Regions from separate parts of the Homo sapiens genome. Here region 2 is linked to region 1. The links are chromatin loops, found by intact Hi-C in ENCODE. Cell type or tissue: endothelial cell of umbilical vein. All regions are shown on one strand. Each heading gives the region's core, and the rest is flanking DNA. Links, peaks and the distances in the headings are about the cores only.

The links. Peaks named below come from ENCODE experiments on the same cell type or tissue, not always from the same donor. Only the 100,000 strongest peaks of a DNase experiment are listed, where the experiment ranks them.
Region 2: a loop joins it to region 1, with 10 times the contacts of the local background. A loop is called at or near these places in 1 of 110 quality-filtered maps.

What each region holds. Positions count from the first base shown.
Region 1 is chr17:27,974,079-27,984,355 of GRCh38, reverse strand. The region is part of intron 2 of LINC01992 (long intergenic non-protein coding RNA 1992); the gene reads left to right. Among named protein-coding and RNA genes, the nearest start is that of LINC01992, 12 kb to the left of the region's middle. RefSeq lists enhancers at 7,602-7,731, 8,959-9,253. In endothelial cell of umbilical vein, for the core only: no CTCF peak of the experiment used is centred there; DNase peaks (open chromatin) are centred at 4,065 and 5,295; H3K27ac peaks cover 2,155 bases.
Region 2 is chr17:28,169,811-28,180,087 of GRCh38, reverse strand. It overlaps NLK (nemo like kinase), which reads right to left. Exons shown (of 11, transcript NM_016231.5): 7 at 7,470-7,571. Among named protein-coding and RNA genes, the nearest start is that of NLK, 130 kb to the right of the region's middle. In endothelial cell of umbilical vein, for the core only: no CTCF peak of the experiment used is centred there; DNase peaks (open chromatin) are centred at 6,137 and 6,717; H3K27ac peaks cover 2,080 bases.

The DNA of each region.
Region 1 (10,277 bases), core at 2,892-5,391:
TACTGGTTTTTCAGGGATGTGCCTGGGGAAATACGTATAAATGCATGTTTATATGTAAGTATGCGCACATTGCCCATTCCACATACACATGGTCAACTGAATGTATGTTTTTTTTGTCTTTTAGGAATTTAAAACCACCACATATAATAATAAGTACTTACTACTCATTAACCACTTACTCTATGCTAGACCCTATCTCAGCTCTGTACATATATTTCTTATTTAATTCCCTAAATCCTATGAGGTAGGTATTATTAGCCCCATTTTACAGAAGATAAAACTGAGGCACCAGATTAGGATGATCACTCAAAGCTATGGACCTAGTAAGTGTTAGAGCTGGAACTTGAAACAGGCCTGAATTTCCTAATCTTTTGTCTTAATTGCTATGTTGTTTCTAATAATCTGGGCTTTTCTTTACATCTATAGGCAAACATTTTTGGACTCAGACTCAGATACCATTGCCCCAAGGCGGACTCCCACTTTCTCATCTCCAAGTGGCTCTGATACAAAGTGATCTAATGCTTAAAATGAGAAAGGCTTTGAGGGTGTGCCGTGACTTTCATCTCTGCAGAGCCCCAGGATGTTTCTCCAGCCCCCTTCTCAATATGCAGGGAAGAGAAGCCTTAGACGGGCTTCAGGCTCAGGACAGCAGTGTCAGGGGCTCTGCGTAGGGGGTGTCCCTTCTAGAAAATGGCTCTGGGATGGCTGCTTGTGGACAGGATCCTGCTGCCTGTCTCTCTTTCCTGCCTAGTGAAAGCTCTGGGCCCCTGTGCCTTCTCCTTTACCTGCTTCTTTCTTCCTGAACTGGTGCCCTCTGTTTCTAATTACATGGAATTCTAGAGGGGTTCACTACAAGTCCAGCTTCCGTGCGAGCAAAAGACCCTTCTCCATTTTTGCCAGCAAGTTGGCAAGAGCTGTAGGGTAGGAGTGATGCGGTGGGCTCTAGAGCCATGGGTTCAAATCTTGGCCCTTGGCTATGTCACTCAATTTCTCAGGCCTTCCTTTTCCTCCTCCTTTTTTTTTTTTTTTTTTAAAGAAGGGGGCTATAACACCCATATTATAAGATTATTGCTGGTATTAAATTAATACATAGAAAGAACTTGGGACAGTGCTTTATTAAGTGCTCAGTAGCTCTCATTTTTACCCCATGTCAGATACTTCACTAGGTGCTGCATGGACACAATTCTCATTTAGATCTCACAACACCCCAGTTAAGTAGATGGAAATAAGATCTCCATTCTGCAGATGAGGAAACCAAGGCTAATGGAAGTTAGGGTCACATAGCAAGTAAGTAAGAGAGCTAGAATTCAACCAGGGCTGCCTGACTTCAAGGCTTATTCTCTTAATCTCTTTATCACACTTCAGGTCTCTCAAAGGCCTCCTTGTAAAGAAATTCCCACATATCTTTCTTATCTTTTTCTGGGACTTCCTAAATAAAACCCCTGGAGTCCAAGGGTAGCTGCAGCTATCTCAGGTCACATGATGAAAGGTGGGGGCAGTGTGGTGCTGGGTGACCTTGTGGTGAGCTGAACCCTATGATTGCCAGAGTCCGCCCCAACATGAATGCTGGGGACTAAACTGACTGGTAAGGAGTTCCCGTCCTCCTGGGGTGTCTGGCAGAATCAAGATGAGGTCTGAAGGGTCTTCAAGGAGTGAGAGCAGACAGGGTAAAAATAAACTTTCACATTAATCCATTATCCTAATGATCGTCCTAAAGATAAGCTTGATCAGATATGAGCATTGCTGAGATTGATTTGCCTAAAATAAGGATCTCATTTGCATTTTTCTGATTTTCCCCTACTTCATTTAGCCATATTAAAAGACAGCTGCAGCTCTCACCAAGGACAAACATTTGAAAGACATGGATATTGCCTACATGTATTTATGGTGCTTAGGATCCTCCCTACCCGCCTGTGTGTGCTATAATCTCTTTGATAGAGGAGAGGAGGGCAGATTCAGGAACCTCAAGGTGATAGCTCTGGCTTTCCTTTGATCACATTTTAAAACTTACATATTGGTAGAACCAAAGACTCTGCCTGGGTGGAAAGGATTGAAGAAGACCCCAATAATCTAGAGTCTAAATTAGAAAATTTAATTTCGCATATCTCTTTCATTAATTATTCATATCAGCCCTAAGAGATAGCTGGGGCAGGCATTTTTATTCCCATTTTACAGATGAGGAAACTGAGCTCCAGTGAGGTTAAGGTATACACCTTAGGCTATATGCCTTGCCAGTAGTGTCTAAGATCTCTTGACTCCGATGCCTGGGCCACAAACCTTCTGACTTCTAGGCCAGGGTTCTCTGCTAGTGGACCTAGATGCCTGGTAACAGCTCTGGGAAGAACCACTTGTCTCAGAGGGAAAGACTCGATCCTGGTCTTACAGGCAAGACCACACCTTTCATCAATTTGACCTCCAAAGGTTGTTTCATGGAGCAGACAAGGCCAGTGAAAATATCCATGAGCTGATGAGAAATGTTTGTGTGTGCTTCTTGGCAGAGCTGACCATGGACAATAAAAACCCATAAGGCCATTGCTGCTAAGCTTCAGAGAGATCCCACTGATCCTTTTGCTATCTTTGGCCTGAGGGCTAGTCAGGTGGACTACCTTTTGAGCGGGAAGAACTTGGAACGTGGGATCAGAGTCATGGATTGAGTCCTGGCTTTGCATTAATGTCAGCTGGTGTTTATAAAGGTGCCTTCTGTGAATAATTTATTATGTTATTTAATGTAGTACATTAGTATTTAAATACATTATTTAATACATTTATCTAGTACATTATTTCACTTAATACCACAGCACTCCTATGAGGTGATACTAATGTCATTGTCCCCATTCCATGGATAGGAAAAGAAATTCATAGACATAGAAGGTAAATAACTTACCCAAGCTACTCAGGCTTGTTCTCTGTAATTCCAAATCTTATTTTTTTTTTAATTTTAGCTGCTTCTTCTTCTTCTTCTTCCTCTTCTATTGAGATAGTCTTGCTCTGTTTAATTTTAGTTTCCTCCTCCTCCTCCTTCTGTCTCCTCCTTCTTCTTCTTCTTCCTCTTCTTCTTCTTCCTCTTGTTCTATTGAGACAGTCTCACTCTGCTTAATTTGTTCTTCTTCTTCTTTCTCTTCTTATTCTATTGAGATAGTCTCACTCTGTTTAATTTCCTCCTCCTCTTCCTCTTCCTCTTCCTCCCCTCCTCCTCCTCCTCCTCCTCCTCCTCCTTCTTCTCCTTCTCCTTCTCCTCCTTCTCCTTCTCCTTCTCCTTCTCCTTCTCCTTCTTCTTCTTCTTCTTCTTCCTCTTCCTCTTCTTCTCCTTCTCCTTCTCCTTCTCCTTCCTCTTCTTCTGAGACAGTCTCACTCTGTTGCCCAGGCAGGAGTGCAGTGATGTGATCTCTGCTCACTGCAACCTCCACCTCCTGGTTCAAGTGATTCTCCTGCCTCAGTTTCCCAAGTACCTGGGATTACAGGTGCATGCTGCTATGCCCAGCTAATTTTTGTATTTTTAGTAGAGATGGGGTTTTGCCATGTTGGCCAGGCTGGTCTCAAACTCCTGGCCTCAAGTGATCCGCCTGCCTCAGCCTCTCAAAGTGTTGGGATTACAGGCATGAGCAATTGCACCTGGCCTTTTTTGTTTGTTTGTTTAAGATAATATATTTACTTGGGTCCAAATTCAAAAGATACAAAAAATAAAACAGTAAAAAATCTCCTTCCTACTCTTGTCCCCCAGCCACTAGTCTACCCTCCTGGAGGCAAACAGTTTTAGCAGCTGCATGTTTTCTTCCAGAGATTTGTTATAAGTATATAAGCAAATAGGCAAGTATATTGTTCCTACTGTTTTTGTATGTGTGGATGTATAAATCCCTTTGAATTGAATTGAAGAGGCGTGGCTAAAGTTCTCCATATAAGACAATAGTATGATTTGATAATAATACAAAAGCAGTGTCTTTAGTTAAACATACTCTATTCTTTAAATTTTCTGACCTTTGCTCTTGTTTTTTCCTCAGTACAAAATGCTTGACTCCTAACTCACACTCCTCACCTGCCAAGCTCCTTGACACCCTTCAGGATGCGGCTCAGACGTCATCTCCTCTCCAGCAACATTCCTCAACCAGCCCCTCTCCCCCTTAAAGATGATTCATTTCCTCCTTTGTATTCCCACATTTTTCACATTATGTAATACTTATTTTTTAAACTAACTGTATTCCTAAAGATAGCCTGATAGGTCCCAGGAGGACATTCATTCATTCAACATACACACACGCACACATACACACACACATGCATGCACAATATATCTATATACATACATATACCATATATACGTAATGTATATATATATTATATACATTATATATACACACACACACTCTCTCTCTATATATACATATATATATACATATATACACATATATATACATATATACATACACATATATATACACACATATATATATACACACACATATATATACATATATATATATATATACACACACACACACATATATATATATACACTTGTTTGGTGAGGGTCTGCTCTTCTTTTTTTTTTTTTTTTTTTGAGACAGAGTCTCACTCTGTTGCCCAGCCTGGGGTGCAGTGGCGTGATCTTGGCTCATTGCAAACTCTGCCTCCCAGGTTCAAGTGGTTCTTCTGCCTCAGCCTCCTGGGTAGCTGGGACTACAGGCGCACACCACCACGACCGACTAATGTTTGTATTTTTAGTAGAGACAGAGTTTCACCATATTGGCTAGGCTGGTCTCGAACTCCTGACCTCGTGATCCGCCCACCTCAGCCTCCCAAAGTGCTGGATTACAGGCATGAGGCAACGTGCCCGGCCAGTCTTCTCTTTTTAGTTTTGGTGGCAGCATATTAAATACACCAGTCTGCACCTTGCTTTCTAAGAAGCTTTTATTGCAGGAAAATTTCACACATACACAAAAGTAGAAAAAACAGTGTGAACCCCCCATATAGCCATCAACCCACTTCAACAATGATCCACACTCGGCCAATCTTTTTGTATCTTCACTTCCTCTCCCTCTCCCCCTGATTATTTTAAATCAAATCCCAGGCATCATATAATTTCATCTATTAATTCTTCAGCATATATTTCTAAAAGAAAATTACCTGAGAAAAAACACAACCTCTACACATGTAAAAGAAAACAATAATTCTTTAATACCATAAGCTACCTAGTCAGCATTCAGATTTCCTTGATTTTTTTTCTCTCTCAACAAATGCTGTTTTGTTTGAATCAAAATTCAAGTAAGGTCCACACATTGCATTTGGTTACTTCCCTTGCTTTTTATCACGAACAACACTCTTAGAGATGATTTCCTACCAGAACATAAAGAACTACTTTATTCTTTTTCCCGTTGCAGAGTATTCTTTGTATGAATGTCCTAGAATTCATTTGACCAGCCTGTTGGTGGACGTGTAGGTCATTTTCAACCTTTTGCTATTGCAAACAATGCTGCATTGAATAACTTGTAAGCATGCCATTTTGCATACGTGGGAGTATATCTGCTAGTTGAATTCTTGGAAGCGGAATTTCTGGGTGAAAGGATATGTATGTTTGTAATTTCAAAGATTATTGCTAGATTGGCTTCTCAGAGGTTGTACCCATGGAACTGATAACTTCCACCAGCCATGTAGGTGAGACCCTTTTTTCCTGTACCCTCCTCAGAAGCACCATCCCATCTCTGGCTTCTGTCCATGCAATTCCCTTTCTCTAGAAGGTCCTGTCTCACCTTGTCTATCTGGTGAATGCTTATTCTTCAAGGCTCAGGTCAAAGGCCCCATCGTAGCATATATCCCACTGGGTACTCTTTATGACTCATCTCTCCTCCATTGCACAGTTAGGTCCTTGAGGGTGCAGACCAAGGCACACAGTAGGGGGCTTCCCTAAACTGGTCTAGAGAGGTGCTGAAGGACTGAGAGACTAGGGCATAATCTCTAGGTCTTGTTCCAGTGGGAGTTTAGGGACTTCTGCTCAATTTCCTTGGATGGAGCAAGCTGAGTCATGGGTGCATCACCCACTTTTGGAACCCTATGACCCCTAAGTATTGGAACCCAGAATAAAACCAAGTGCTACATTGCCCAGCCCCAGATGCCTGCAACAGATGGCATGGCATGGCTGAGGCTGGGGGTCTGATTATCCCAGACCTGTACCTCTGTGGATTCTGACCTTTCAAATTGTTTTCTATTTAATCTGGGCTGGAAGACCTTGCTTTTTGTTGTTTTAAAATCTTTGCTCTCTTCCTACGCCACAAATGAAACTGTCATCCTCCAAATTACTATGATCTGGAAGGGCAGGAGCAGAATTAGGCCCCACAAAAGCAAGTTAGGCGGGCAGGTGGGAGTAATCCTGTGTGCCCGAGGTGGGGGAGGGTGCAGCAGATGGCTCCCCAGGCAAGCCCTAAAAGCCAGGATTAAAAAGTAATTTTCAGCATGCTGAAAATGGGACTGCAGATTTGGGTCACTGCAATTAACTCTTTCTCGGCTGCAGGCAGGGACCTTGGAGCTGAGAAGAGTTATCCTGCCTAGGGGAGCTGCCAGGTGAAAACCCCCTTGGTTTCTCCTCCTTAGGCCTCAGGGAGAACAGCTCCTGGGTCTCTTCTTGAGAATGGAAGTCAGGTCTGCAGGGTATGCTTCTTTCTGGAGACTAGCTTCCTGCCTCCCCTCTGAATATGGCGTCTGTTGGAGGGAAATCCCCCCCAAGGCTGTGGGAGGCATTTCACCTCAAGGGATTTGATTGTTGTATCAGAGGCCTAAAGTGGCACCTCATTCTGTTATCAAAAGTACATCAGGCATTTGCCCCACAAAAGATTAGGTGCTTTTTTGCCAATTACTTCCTGTGCTAAAAAAAACTACTGTTTTTACCTCAAATACAGTTTTTCAGTATCTGTCCCTGTCCCCACTACCCCAACTGCCCAACAAGAATTCCTTTATCTCAAAAGCCAATGCATTAAATTATCTTCCTGGAGGAATGATTTTATTTTGCATTCTTGAACTGTGGTATTGCAGCCAACGGGTTTTCCCTTTTCTCTTTGGTTGCCAGGAAACTCGAAGCCTCAAATTCAAAAACTAAATCCATGACATCCATTAATGCATTTTATTTTTCCCCTTATCTTATTATTCTATTCTAATTCACACATTCCTTGGTCCTGATTTTATTTACCTGTTTATATTGTGCTATATTATCGAATGCATATCCTGTATATCAAATCCTTTGTGCAACTAGGTAGAGTATAAATAAGTAAATGCAGAAATAATTTCATACATAGATTAATTTGTTCATCTTTTAAAATAAGCATCTGTTAGGTGCTTAATACTGTGCTTGAGTGACTGATAAAATAAAATGCATTTAAACATTTATCACCTATTATGTATCAGGTATTATGCCTAGGACATTTTATGTCATCTATTTTAATTTATTTCCAACAATAATCTTATGATATAAATAATTACATGAGTTGGAATACATAAAGCATTTAGCCCAGTGCCTAGAAAGTACCAGATAAGTAGTAGCTAGTCTTATTAGGTATCATTATCTTCATTTTAAAAAGGGGAAACTGTGATTCTGAAAGGTTAAGTTATACCATTGCAAGAGTTTAATGAAAAAAAAAAGTACCAGGAGCATGGTAGATAGTAGGTGTGGCAGACATTTGTTGTCTTTTTGGCTACCCAGAATCCATTGTACCTTATTTCAGTAATAGTTTCTTTCTTTTTCTTTGTGAAACCTCTCCATACCGCATTTGTAGTTTGTGAGCTCTGGACCAGGCTTCATTTTCACTCCAGGGGGTGAGCAAGTGACTCAAGCGTGGCTGACCAGTGCTCTGGATTCCCCTAGCCACAGCCGTTGGTTCAGGGGTGCAACTCATGACCTAGATTGGTCCAAAGTGAAGCCTAGGATTTGTGTGAGTGTTTTGGGGGAAGAGACTGGTTTTCCTTACCAGTGGATGGGAGCTTGACAGTTGGTATATGCAGCACATGTATACACAACTGGAGATTAGGCAGCCACCTTTCTACCCTGAGTAGAAAGCCCACAATGGAGCCAACACCGAAAAAGTGGAGGCTAGAGATGGAGAGAGCAAAAATGGGTCCTGAGGACATTGCTCAGCCCCCTGGAAGTCTACAAGGTCTCAAGCCTCACCAGAAGCCTATAAGGTCTATTCCAGGATCATTTGATTGCTGAAACGATAAACTGTTTTTTTTTTTTTTTTGCTTAATCCTGTTTGAGTTGGGTTTCAGTCATTTACAAGTAAAACAAATCCTAACTTATAAAAGGCATTCATTATGTTACAAAATTTTTTTTTAGAGACAGGGTCTTGCTCTGTCACCCAGGCTGGAGTGCAGTGGTGCAGTCATGGCTCACTGTAACCTCAAACTCTTGGGCTCAAGGGATCCTCCTGCCTCAGCCTCCCAAGCAGCTGAGATTACAGGCACGTGCCACCATGCACAGCTAATTTTTTGTTTATTCTTTGTAGAGACAGGTCTTGCTATATTGCAGGACTTGTCTTGAACTCCTGGCCTCAGCAATCTGGAATTCAATCTGGGAGGCCAATCCTTGGCCTCGCAAAGCACTGTGATTACAGGTGTGAGCTACCACATCCTGGCCCTCAACGAATTTTTGCATCTTTCCTTTTCCATTTAATGGACTTGCCCAGTGGCATAGCTAGTAAGTGGCAGCATCAATATTTGAACACAGTTCTGGCTCAGGAGCCCATGCATATCATGTTCCCTGCCTATAGGAACTTGGACTCTAGTTAAGCTCCCAGACAGAGACAAATGAAACAGGTGGGTGATGAGTCAAGGCGATGACAGTGGGCCATTGGGCAAGTTACCAGCATAGTCCTTCTGGAGTGCCTTCACCCTGCACTCTCATCCCCAGAACCTTTGAAAGGTCTGGGAGAAGCACAGATGCAGATTCGCAGACATGCCAGCTGGCTCTGCATGTTTCTATGCACGGAGCTGATGCTTCCTCTGCTCATTTAAAGGAGAAAGCTTGCCCAGAGCAGAGGCTGAATGAAACAGACACATCCACACCACTGGACCCTGATTCACCATGTGACCTCTTTGGCTGAGTCATCTCCTCTCCTAAAATGAGCTTTCTCATCTGCAGAATGAAGGTGAAGCTTGACAAATGAGGTGCAAATGAGATCTCATAAATAGTTAGATCAGAAAGTTGCTGCTGGATAGCCCTACCTGAGCAACTGCAGGACTTGATCTCTCCTCTCCAGCATATCTGAGAGTCATCGAGTTTGTGAATAAGTCCAGTCCTACATCATCTCCACTGCTCTGGAAAGACCCTCTGCTCCTCCAACTCAAGGCCTTGTGTGGCCTGCACTGTCACCACTGACCAGACTGCCCAACTGTAGCACTGCCTGCCTCTGGGTATTAGCATGCTGTACTGCTGCCTTGGACCTCTGATGAGAAAGGGAGGTCCCTTCCCCAGTCCTGTTCTGGTGGAGAGATTCAGTAGGAAGTTGCCTGCTTTTCGTGCCCTGGTAAACTTGTAAGGAAAGAGGGACAGACTGTGAGCAATTGGGAGGGTTGGTGTGGCCCTGGGTCAGCAAGTTTGGCCACTTTCAGGACAACTCTCTGCCTAGGGAAGTACACCAAGCTACTCGCAGGAGGACGAATTACAAGCGTGGGAAAGATACTATTGTTACAGGCAGCACATTCGAACAAAATCAGCCTGGTAAGACAGAATTCTGCCAGGGAGTTGCTCATCCAGTTTTGCTCACTCTGGGCAATGGAATCCTCCCCCTAATAATCAGCTAGGACCTACCCTGTCCAGAAAATAAAGATGACTAAAAGATGGTGATCATTAATATTTTAAAACTGGCTCTCCAGAAAAAAATGTTTATTATAACTTTTGTATCATTTGTTTATTATAAATTTTTAGATATTTTACAGAGAGAAAGGATGTTGCTATTGACTGAATGTTTGTATCTGCTGCCCCCTCAACCAATTCTTATGTTGAAGCCCTATCCCCCGATGTGGCTATATTCAGAGATGAGGACTTTAAGGAAGTAATTAAGGTTAAATAAGGTTATAAGGGTGAGGCCCTAATCTGAAAGGATTAGTGTCCTTATAAGGAGAGACTCCAGAGAGCTGGGTCTCTCTGCCCATGTGCAAGCGTATGCACACTGAGGAAAGGCTACTTGAGGACAAAAGAGAAAGCGGCCCATCTACCAGCTGGGAAGAGAACCCTCACCACAAACCAAATTGGCTGAAACCTTGATCTTGGACTTCTGGTCTCCAGAATTGTGAGAAAA
Region 2 (10,277 bases), core at 4,760-7,259, 190 kb before region 1:
ACGATTAAAATTTTAGTTTCTAGCATTGGCTCCACAGGAAAGACGAAGTGCTACAGATACTGCATTTCTAAGTTCACTTTCTTCCCACTAACTCACCAGCCATTAGGTTAAAACCATTTGGACCACGATATCAGCAACAAACAAGAAGTTTACATTTCTCTTAAGTGCAATAGAATCAATCTGAATAAGCAAAAAAAAAAAAAAAAAAAAAAAAACCAAGAATGCTTAGAAATATGCCCTAGAACTGGGCACGGTGGCTCATGCCTGTAATCATAACCCTTTGGGAGGCCAAGGTGGGAGAACTGCTTGAGCCCAGGAAGTTGAGACTAGGCAACTTAGAGAGATCCTGTCTCTTTGTTTGAGTCTCACTCTGTCACCCAGGCTAGAGTGCAGAGGCGCGATCTTGGCTCACTGCAACCTCTGCCTCCCAGGTTCAAGCAATTCTCCTGCCTCAGCCTCCCGAGTAGCTGGGATTACAGGTGTCTGCCACCATGCCTGGCTAACTTTCTTTGTATTTTTAGTAGAGACAGGCTTTCACCATGTTGGCCAGGCTGGTCTTGAATTCCTGACCTCAAGTGATTTGCCTGCCTTGGCCTCCCAAAGTGCTGGAATTACAGGCATGAGCCACCATTCCCAGCCGGGAGACCCTCTCTCTTAAAATAAAATAAAATAAAAATAAAATAAAATAAAAAAGGCTAGGCAGGGTGGTATGTGCTTGTAGTCCCAGTTATTCGAGAGGCTGAGGTGGGAGGATTGCTTGAGCCTGGAAAATTGAGGCTGCAGTGAGCTATGCACTCTAGTCTGGGTGACAGAGCGAGACCCTGTCTCAAAAGAAAAAAAAAATATGCCCTAAACATCTCATTTGGAAATATTTTTGCCAATTCTCCTAACATTCACACATGTTAAATTTCCTCCTTTAAAATAAACTGCTCCATTTTCTGTTTGTTCTGCAAGTTTATAAGTAACTTAGCAATGTGGGAGTGAGTGGGTGCCAGTGCTGAATCATGAGGACAGGAAGGGGTATAAAGAGTTCTCTATTAATGACTATGATTAATTAAATGAAGCAAAGATGAGCTTCTGGACTTGGGTGAGTGGCCCTAAATGATATGCCAGAGTCATCATAAGCTAACTGCAGCATGCTGGTTGCTACAGCAGGGTCAGCTAGACCGTGCAAGTGTCCCGAGCAGACGTTCCTATTAGTTTTCATTCAACTACATGTAAGTTTTAGACCTTAGCTGGCAGTAAAGAAGCTGTGATGATCAGTCAGTAACATTAAGTGAGCATGCACAGTGAGTACACAATAGTAAGCACTCTGGGGTGACATAAATCCCCACCTATAAAATAAGTTTGAACTGAATGAACTCTCTAAGATCCTTAAAGTCTGTTAAATATAAGATATGGTTCCTGTCAGGAGACAGGACTATCTTCACTTCGCAAAAATATTGTTATCTATTTCTGACACAATTAGGTGGGAACAAACTGAGGAAAACTGAAGACCTAAACCTAATTATAAGAGAAGAACAAGAGGACTAAGAGCTGACAATAGACTTTTCAATCCTATCAACAGGTCAGTTGAAGAACTATCTTCTTTAATAGATACGTGGGCTGTGGCAGCTATACTTCCCTTCATTCAAGATTTTGAGTTGTAGAAAAGAGATAATAAACTTGAAACATCACACAGTGTTTTATTCTGCCCAGGATTCCCTGACCTTTAGGGAACCACCCCCTTTCACTCCCAAACCAAGTGGTTTGATTAGGCTTGATTGCAATCTCCCAACTCCTAAGGATGGGCACCTGACCCAGGCCTGGCCAATCAAATGATACCCTTCCTGAGCACCATGACCAGCTCCAGGATGGACACATGGTCTGAAATAGGCAAGGGACAGACAATGGGATGGCTAACCCAATATATACCCTCAACCCTCTTTTCCTTATCTGACTTTATTATATAGAACAGAAAAGCTAAATACTCACTTTATTAGCCTGTTTTGCAGCTAGGAGGTCACATATGACACAGTTCTGGATGATGACATATGAGCAGGAGTTTGCTAAGCAGGCTTCTAGGAAAGCTTTTGCTTTCCCGATTAAGGGAACAGATACTGCTAATGCACCTTCTTTCCTCCATTTTCTTGCTTTGAATATCGATGTGATTTCTGGACAAGCTACAGTCATATGGTGACAAGTTACCATATAGTATGCAGGCAACATTCTAAAGATGGCAGGGCAGAAAATGAAAAAGCTGGATCCTTGACACAAGTAAGCTACTCTATCTGCTCCAGACTATGGAGGAAACCTCTTGATATGAGGAAAACATGTATCTTATTTCTTAAACCACTATAATTTTCTACTACTTATAGCCAAACACATTCCTAATAAAAAGTCTTTCAAAGATTTTTTCTGGAGCTATTTAGGAAGCTCTTTCCAGAAGGATTGTTATGGTAATAGAATGTAGGCCTGGACTGCTGGCTCCATCTTTGCAAACACTTGGGGAAATCCTGTTTGAAAATGAAGGCAGAACACAGGAAAGCGGAGCAGAGGAGAGTCAGATTCCTGGCATGGAAGATCATCTCACAACCTGAATTCCAACAGGGCCTGAAGTCAGCTGTAGCTCAAGATTTTTCAGTTATGAGCCTTTAAGAGTTCCCTTTTTCGCTTAAGCCAGTTTAAACTAAGTTTCACTGGAAAGAGTCTTGACTAAACATGCCACATAGAAGCATTTATATTAACCAACACAAATACATTAATTTGACACATTAATCTGTGACTTTAAGATGACAGTCAAATAGGTTCTCCTTCTGTATATGTATACAGTTGACCCTTGAACAACACAGGTTTGAATTGCATGGGTCCACTTATATGTGAATTTTTTTCAATAGAAATTATATTGAGTGTGCCTGCCTCTCCTTCCACCTCCTCCACCACTTTCGCCTCTGCCACCCCTCCTTTCTCTTCCTCCTCAGCCTACTCAATATGAAGACAATGAGGATGAAGACCTTTATGATGATCCACTTACAAACAGTCTATTTTCTCTTCCTTATAATTTTTCTTAATAACATTTTATTTTCTCTGGCTTACTTTAAGAATACAGTATATAATACATATAAACATACAAAATGTGTTAATCGACTTATACATGGATTTTCAACTGTAGGCAGGGGGTTAGGGGGGTGGAGTTGGCACCCCAGCCCCTGCATTGCTTAAGGGCCCATTGTATTTGTGTGTTTTTAAAAGTCTCATATTCTATTTATACAAATATATGTAAATAAATGAATATAAATATGTGAATATATATCCGGAAAGATATTCTCAAGTTAATCCAGACAAGACTAGGATTGGGGGTGGTAGTTGCAGATAACTAACTTGCTGTAAAATTTTAATTTTATTTTATATGTTCTCACAGATTACCTGCAGATATACAAATGAAATTTTAATAAGTCTGCTGTGAATATGTAAGTGCCAGGCAGTGTATACTAGCTAAGAACATAGATTTTAGAGTTAAAGAAACCTAATTTTAACATCTGGCTTATGACATTAGGCATGTTATTTAACTTCTGTTAATCTTCCATTTCCCATCTGTAAAAAGGAATAGTAATGGTACATTATAGTGTTATTGTGAGAATTTAATGAGCTAGTATATAAGAAGTGTTCAGCACATAGCAAAGTTCTAATTATTGTTAGAAATTATGAACAAAAATGATAATTTATGTCTAACTTTGAGTAATTACTTAAATGAAAACTACTTGAAAGAAGCTTAGTTTTTCTCAGTCCAAACTCAAAAACTTGTATTGAATTTTTAGAAGTATTCTTCATGAGTTTAAACACCATCAATCTAATATTCCTATATTAAGTAATTTAAAATAAATACAGTGAGATTGAACTTGCCCCAGTTAGACCCCCAAATGAAGACCTCCCAATTGGCCTAAGCAGCATCACTGAGGATTACTAGGAGTCTTTTCTAAAAGCCAGAGGCTCCTTCTGTGTGCACACATTTTTATTTCATGTAAAGTGTTATACAGTTCACTGTATTGTTTGTAAGCTTAAAAGAAATTCACCCCAAATTTTTCTATGGATTTTCGTAAAGATCCTTTATGTTAAGGCATAAAAAAAACTGAAGCTTATCAAATGCCTTTTCTGCATCAATTGAGATAAACATGATTTTTCTTGCTTAAGGTGTTAAAAATATTAATAGATTTTTCTGTTATAAAATATTAATAGATTTTCTGTAGGTGAACCACCCTTGCATTACTGGGATAAACCCCACTTGATCACAATGTATAATTTTTAGAAGTCACAAGCTTTATCTGCTATTTTAGAGTCATAACTTTAATGGTTAATATTTATTAAATGTTTAGTATGTGCCAGGCACTATTCTATGTTCTCCTTACATGCATTAGCTCTTTTCTCACTGTAACAATTTAATGAGGTAAAACCATTTTTAATCACCATTTTACAGATGAATGAACTGATATACACAGAGGTTAAATAATCTGCCTAAGTCACAAAGGGAGGTACTAGTAAAGCCAGGATTCATACTCAATCTGTCTGAAAACCGTATTGTACAACTCCCAGTTCACCATTCAAAACACGTGCAACATGGTGAAACTGAGATTGACACTACACTATTTTTTTTTTTTTTTGAGACGAAGTCTTGCTGTGTCGCCCAGGCTGGAGTGCAGTGGCGTGATCTCGGCTCACTGCAAGCTCTGCCTCCTGGGTTCATGCCATTCTCCTGCCGCCTCCCGAGTAGCTGGGACTACAGGCGCCTGCCACCACGCCTGGCTAAATTTTTTTTTTTTGTATTTTTTTAGTAGAGACGGGGTTTCACCATGTTAGCCAGGATGATCTCGATCTCCTGACCTCGTGATCCGCCTGCCTCCGCCTCCCAAAGTGCTGGGATTACAGGTGTGAGCCGCCGCGCCCGGCTGACACTACACTCTTAATCACTACAGTCCAGAGGTTATAAATTGAGTACATAACCTGTGCAGAGCACTAAGCTAAACCCTATACATTTTGCAGAAAAGTCATGATGTACCAAAACATAAGCTATATTGTATATTCCAAAGACCAAATTAATCTTTTAAAGTAAAAAAAAAAAAAAAAAATCCAGGTGGCTACATACCAAATATAATCGTGTGTAGGTGTCTTCCAACCTCAGCTGTAAATAGCTATAACATGAATGGCAATACCTTCAAGCAGCTGCTAATAGGCCAACAAGAGGCACACAGGATATGCATCATGTGGTTGGTGAGTGGGCAGGGAGTGGGAAGTGAAAAGGTAGAATCTGATTGGTGGCTTAAGTAAAGAGCTTCAAGAACCTGTTGACATCTCATGAGAGTAGCGATGATAAAGATCAACTAGCAAACATAGATCAAAAACTGAATTTCCATACTGGAGGAAAAGTGGAAGCAGGCAATATGCTAGGTTTATTTACATTCAATTATGTATTGTTGGTATAACTTTATACACATCTAGCTGGATTAGTGCTAAAAGACCATGAACATCTGCCTAAGGAGACCACTTCAAGCAGTGGATAAAAGCCGTTTAAAGACTTTAAAGTCTCTGCAAAGTGCATCTAGCCATTAAGCGGAAATGGCCTCCTAACTAGTTTTCACTCCACCAGTCTTCTCTTCAAAATCAAAATATGCCGACACCAAGACTGGAAAGGGCTGCCCCTAACTTTTACCACAGTGCTCCCTTAAGGTCATCACTAAACTCAGTGATAAGCAAAGGGATTACTGTTAAGAGGCCAATTAATAGCAAAATATATAAGAAATGATTTGTTTAGACATCTCAACCTATTTAACTAGTTAAATAATAGTGGAACTTTGGATTTTCCTTTCCTCTTCTTTTGCTTTACAAAATAATATATTTACCCTTTTTTTATTTCATGGAAAGTCTTAGGTTTTTACAACTAACAGATTTTTAAAATTTTCACAGAAAAAGTACTCAATTGCCAGGAATGCTCAGAGCAGTGCACAGTGACTTTTGGTGCAGTAGGTTACATTTTCCAGCCGTTCTATCTAGACAGCAGACAGGAAACTCCTCAGGAAACCTTGTTCTTCAGGCTGCTGTTTAGCAACTCTTTGACACAGATGATTAATTAACTAGCAACCATTAACAACAGTTAAAACTCCTCTAGAGACAGAAGGGTAGCATAAGGGTGTCTGATCTTCTTCACTCTTCATTATTGTTTACCTTGAACCAGGCAAGATTTACTAATTAATGAAGTCAGTGAAAGAGGACAATTATTTTGCTACTTCTAAGGACACATTTACCAAGAGGCATTAGTAAATTAGTTTTATGTTCCTGATGCTGGCCAATAAATGGAACATAATAGATCTTGTTAGTTCCTTCTATAATATAGAACTTTCCTCTAGGTTAAGACTTACTGTGCTCTTCTCAAGGTGTTAGGGCCTCATATTATTTTACAGTTCTAAACCAAATGCAACAGAAACATGTAACCATCAGAGGGCTATTTAACATACAAGCATACATCTCTATTTACTAGCCTGGGCTGGTTTTAGAAGAGAACACACTTTACCTCATTGCCCTTTATGCCTGTGACAACAAAAGCTCTGGAGTCACACTAGAATTACAAAGAGAGAACCGCAAAGGGAAGGTGAGGTCTTCCCTTTGCCACCTTCCCTTTGCAAATGTCTGGCTGACAGTTTGAGAGGAGGAGTGTCAAATTCACTCTGTCATTTGGTACCATCAATCAGATAATCTAAACGTCCAATTCAAAAGAAACCAAAACTCAGGAAAATTTGTTGCTGGGTCATCCTGTTCAAGTCTTATCTGTTCTGTTTTAATTTGTTGCTCCTAGGAAAAGTATTCCCCTTATTCACTCTTCACATCATTAAGCTGTTCTGTCCAAAGGAGATAAGGAAGTGCTTGTAAAAACTGTTGCTAAATCAACAGGTGGAGATAAAAAACCATTTTGTCTTTCTCAGCAGTGACTTGGCTAGTTGCAAGTAATACTGATGAGTGCAAATCTGGCAATCTATCTTCATACTTCTTTTCTAACAACGTTCACATCTGATTCTGTGTTAGTGGCAAGAGTGCAATAGCAACAGCTTCACAGTCCTGGCTGGAATAAGAAATACGAGGTATTTTGGCTCAGTATTTGGAAAGGACATCTTGATATACATGTAGTAGGTTATGGCATTGAGGTCAAAGCTCCATCTCCAGTAATTTTTCCCATAGACACCAATAAATCAGGAGACACAAAGCCAAGGGTCATCTATTAGCAAAGGAGCTACACAAACACGCACTTTCTCCTACGGCATTAGGAATGAGATTTTATTCAGTTTGACAAATATTGAACATTTTCTTACTTAGGACCTTGATGTTAAAAAAAAAAATCCTACAGATAATACATTTGCTTAAAAATCCTTAATAGATTACTCTATTGGAAGGGAAATCTTGCCCAAACAGATGGTTACCAGAAAAAGATTCCCCCCTCCTCTCACCTGTTTATGAGGACCCCTGAGTATATGTGCCTTAGCGCCTTCACAAGCTGTCCTCATTGCTTCCAGTGATGGTGTGCCCAACAGATCCGTGATCAAATCCAACTACAAGGAAATAAAATACAGATAGATAGTAATCTCATGGAAATAACTTTTCATTACTCTTAAATCATAGCCTTAGAGAAGTGGACCAAATCTGGGGGAAAAAACCTTAAGACAAGCTCTAGATTAACTGACAGGAGCCCCTACTTTCACTTTCTGGCCTATTAAAAAAGATTTCTAGGAATTTATAATAAATAAATTCCTCATGTAAAGGAATTTAAAATAAATAAATTCCTCATGTAAAGGAATTTAAAATAAATAAATTCCTCATGTAAAGGAATTTAAATAAATTCCTCATGTAAAGGAATTTAAATAAATTCCTCATGTAAAGGAATTTAAATAAATTCCTCATGTAAAGGAATTTAAATAAATTCCTCATGTAAAGGAATTTAAATAAATTCCTGTTATTATTCCTATTTATTATTTAAAAGTTCCTATCTATCCTATTCCTATTTAACATATTATTTATTATATATAGGATTATCCTATATATTCCATTCCTATTTATCCTATTTCTATTTATCCTATTCCTATTTATTCTATTATTTAGTTCCTATTTATCCTATTATTTAAAAGTTCCTACTTATTTATTTAAAAGTTCCTATTTATATGATAGAAATATAGAAAATATGTTTTGATAAGCATGACATTCTAAGGCTATAGCAATTTGGGAGTCTGCATGTCTGTCCTGTTTTCTTGATACCATAGCATCTAAGATCTTTGCAAAGTTGAACTCCTCTTCTGTTGATGCCTAATGACTATTCTTTCCAAACAGTTAATGAATGGATTCTGATGCTTCAAATGGATTCAGGCTCACCAAGGTGCTAATCCACAAATCAGACACCTGTGATTTAATAAATACTGAAAATATTCACACCTGAAATGAAAGCTAAGCTCTCCATGCTTGGGCCAGTACACATCCTTTACATTCTAGTCATGCTAGAAATCTCTTACGCTGGCAGAAAACTGTGACACTTAGAAAAATATGACACCACATAAGACCACATTTAGCTAGCTGGACACAATAAAAGAGACCAATAAAACAGTCTTCTTGCAAACAAGTCTTTGGGTAGCAAACTATCTTACCAATTTTCTGTAGTGTCACAATTGTTCTAACTTCATAACCTAATTAGCAATAACATTTCATTTGGATCCTTCCAGGATGGGAAATTCTTACCTAGAGAACACTTCTTTTCCTGGTTCTGGGCTTGCCGAATATAAAGCACTATTTTCTGCACTTATCTAAACCATGGGGTAGCCATCAGCATCAACACCCTACAGGTTAATGGAGATACTTGAGAAGCTTGCTTTCCACAGAAATAAAGATCTCTATACAAAGCTTTTTGGGAAAAGTGTGTAGGTGATACTTTTGGATCTCTAACAACCACACTAAAGGCAGAAGGAAATGACTAGCTTATAAAAACAAACTGAAACATTCAGAAAGTTGTCTAAAATGGGTCAGATCCATACATGAGAAACACTTTTATGATGTCTGCTAGTACCAGGGTAATTAAATCTCAAAGATACAGAGAAAATACAACAGGAAATAATGACTTCCATTAGAAGTTAGAGCCTTTTCCTATTTTAGATCTTCATTTCTCACCCCAACACACACCAACAATTAGACAGACATGAATTCTCCTGCAGTGGCTATGTCAGACTGCCAAACTGAAGATCTATGTATTTCTCTAGCAAAGGGATATCTGAACTCCAGTCCAGTTGCTTCACACTTTCCCTCACATATTTTTTGCAGCAGCAATTCAAGATTCTTGTTCCATATATAGGATTTGAATACTTCCTTATTATTTTTTACTTAAGCTTTTCTGTATGCAAGGTAGTAGTCACATCCATTTTATGACAGCTTATGTCCAGATATGATAGTCTTACAGGTTAAGTCTGTTAAACTTTACTTTCTGAAGAAATTGAAAAGTGAATATTGTCAAAAGTACCCAACATTAGATTAAGTATTATATGTACATAATTTTTTTAACACCAGAATCAATTTTTAAGATGTAAACTTTAAAAAAGACAGTTAAAACGTATAGCATAGAAAAATTTAAATGTTGATAAAAGCAGATATAGTTTCTAACATATTAGGTAAAAATTCTTTGTAGAAAAAGCATAAAAGAAATAATTCTGTCTGGTCAAGTGCATTAATTATTTACAAAGACACAGTAGTCAGTGTGATCTTTTAAAATGTCATCAATCAAATCTTAGTATTCCTTTGGTCAAAACCTTCATTTAAGTTTTCTATCACACTTAGAATAAAATCTTAAGGCTTTATCATGTCACCATGGCCAGGTTCTTTCTCACTTTCTGACCTCATTTCCTACAGCGTCTTCCATCACATACCTTCCCTCCAACATGCCATGCTTGTTCCTGCCTCAGGGGCTTTGTTATGGTGGTTGTCCCTCTTCTTGGAACATTTCTCCAGCATCTTACTGCCTTATTTTATGTGGGTGAAATGTTATATCCTCAGAGAATCCTTTAGTGCCTGCTCTGCTCTGCCACCATTGTCTGTCCCTAACCTGGCTACATTTTTCTTTATGGAACTTCCATTACTTGGAATCATATTTATTTGCATATTTATTTTTGTCTCATGTAAAAGTTTCACAAAGGTTAAGAACAATGCTGTCTTATTTACTGCTGTATCCCTAGAGTCCTGGCACACTACCACCATCGTAATTGCAAACATTTACAGAGTGCTTA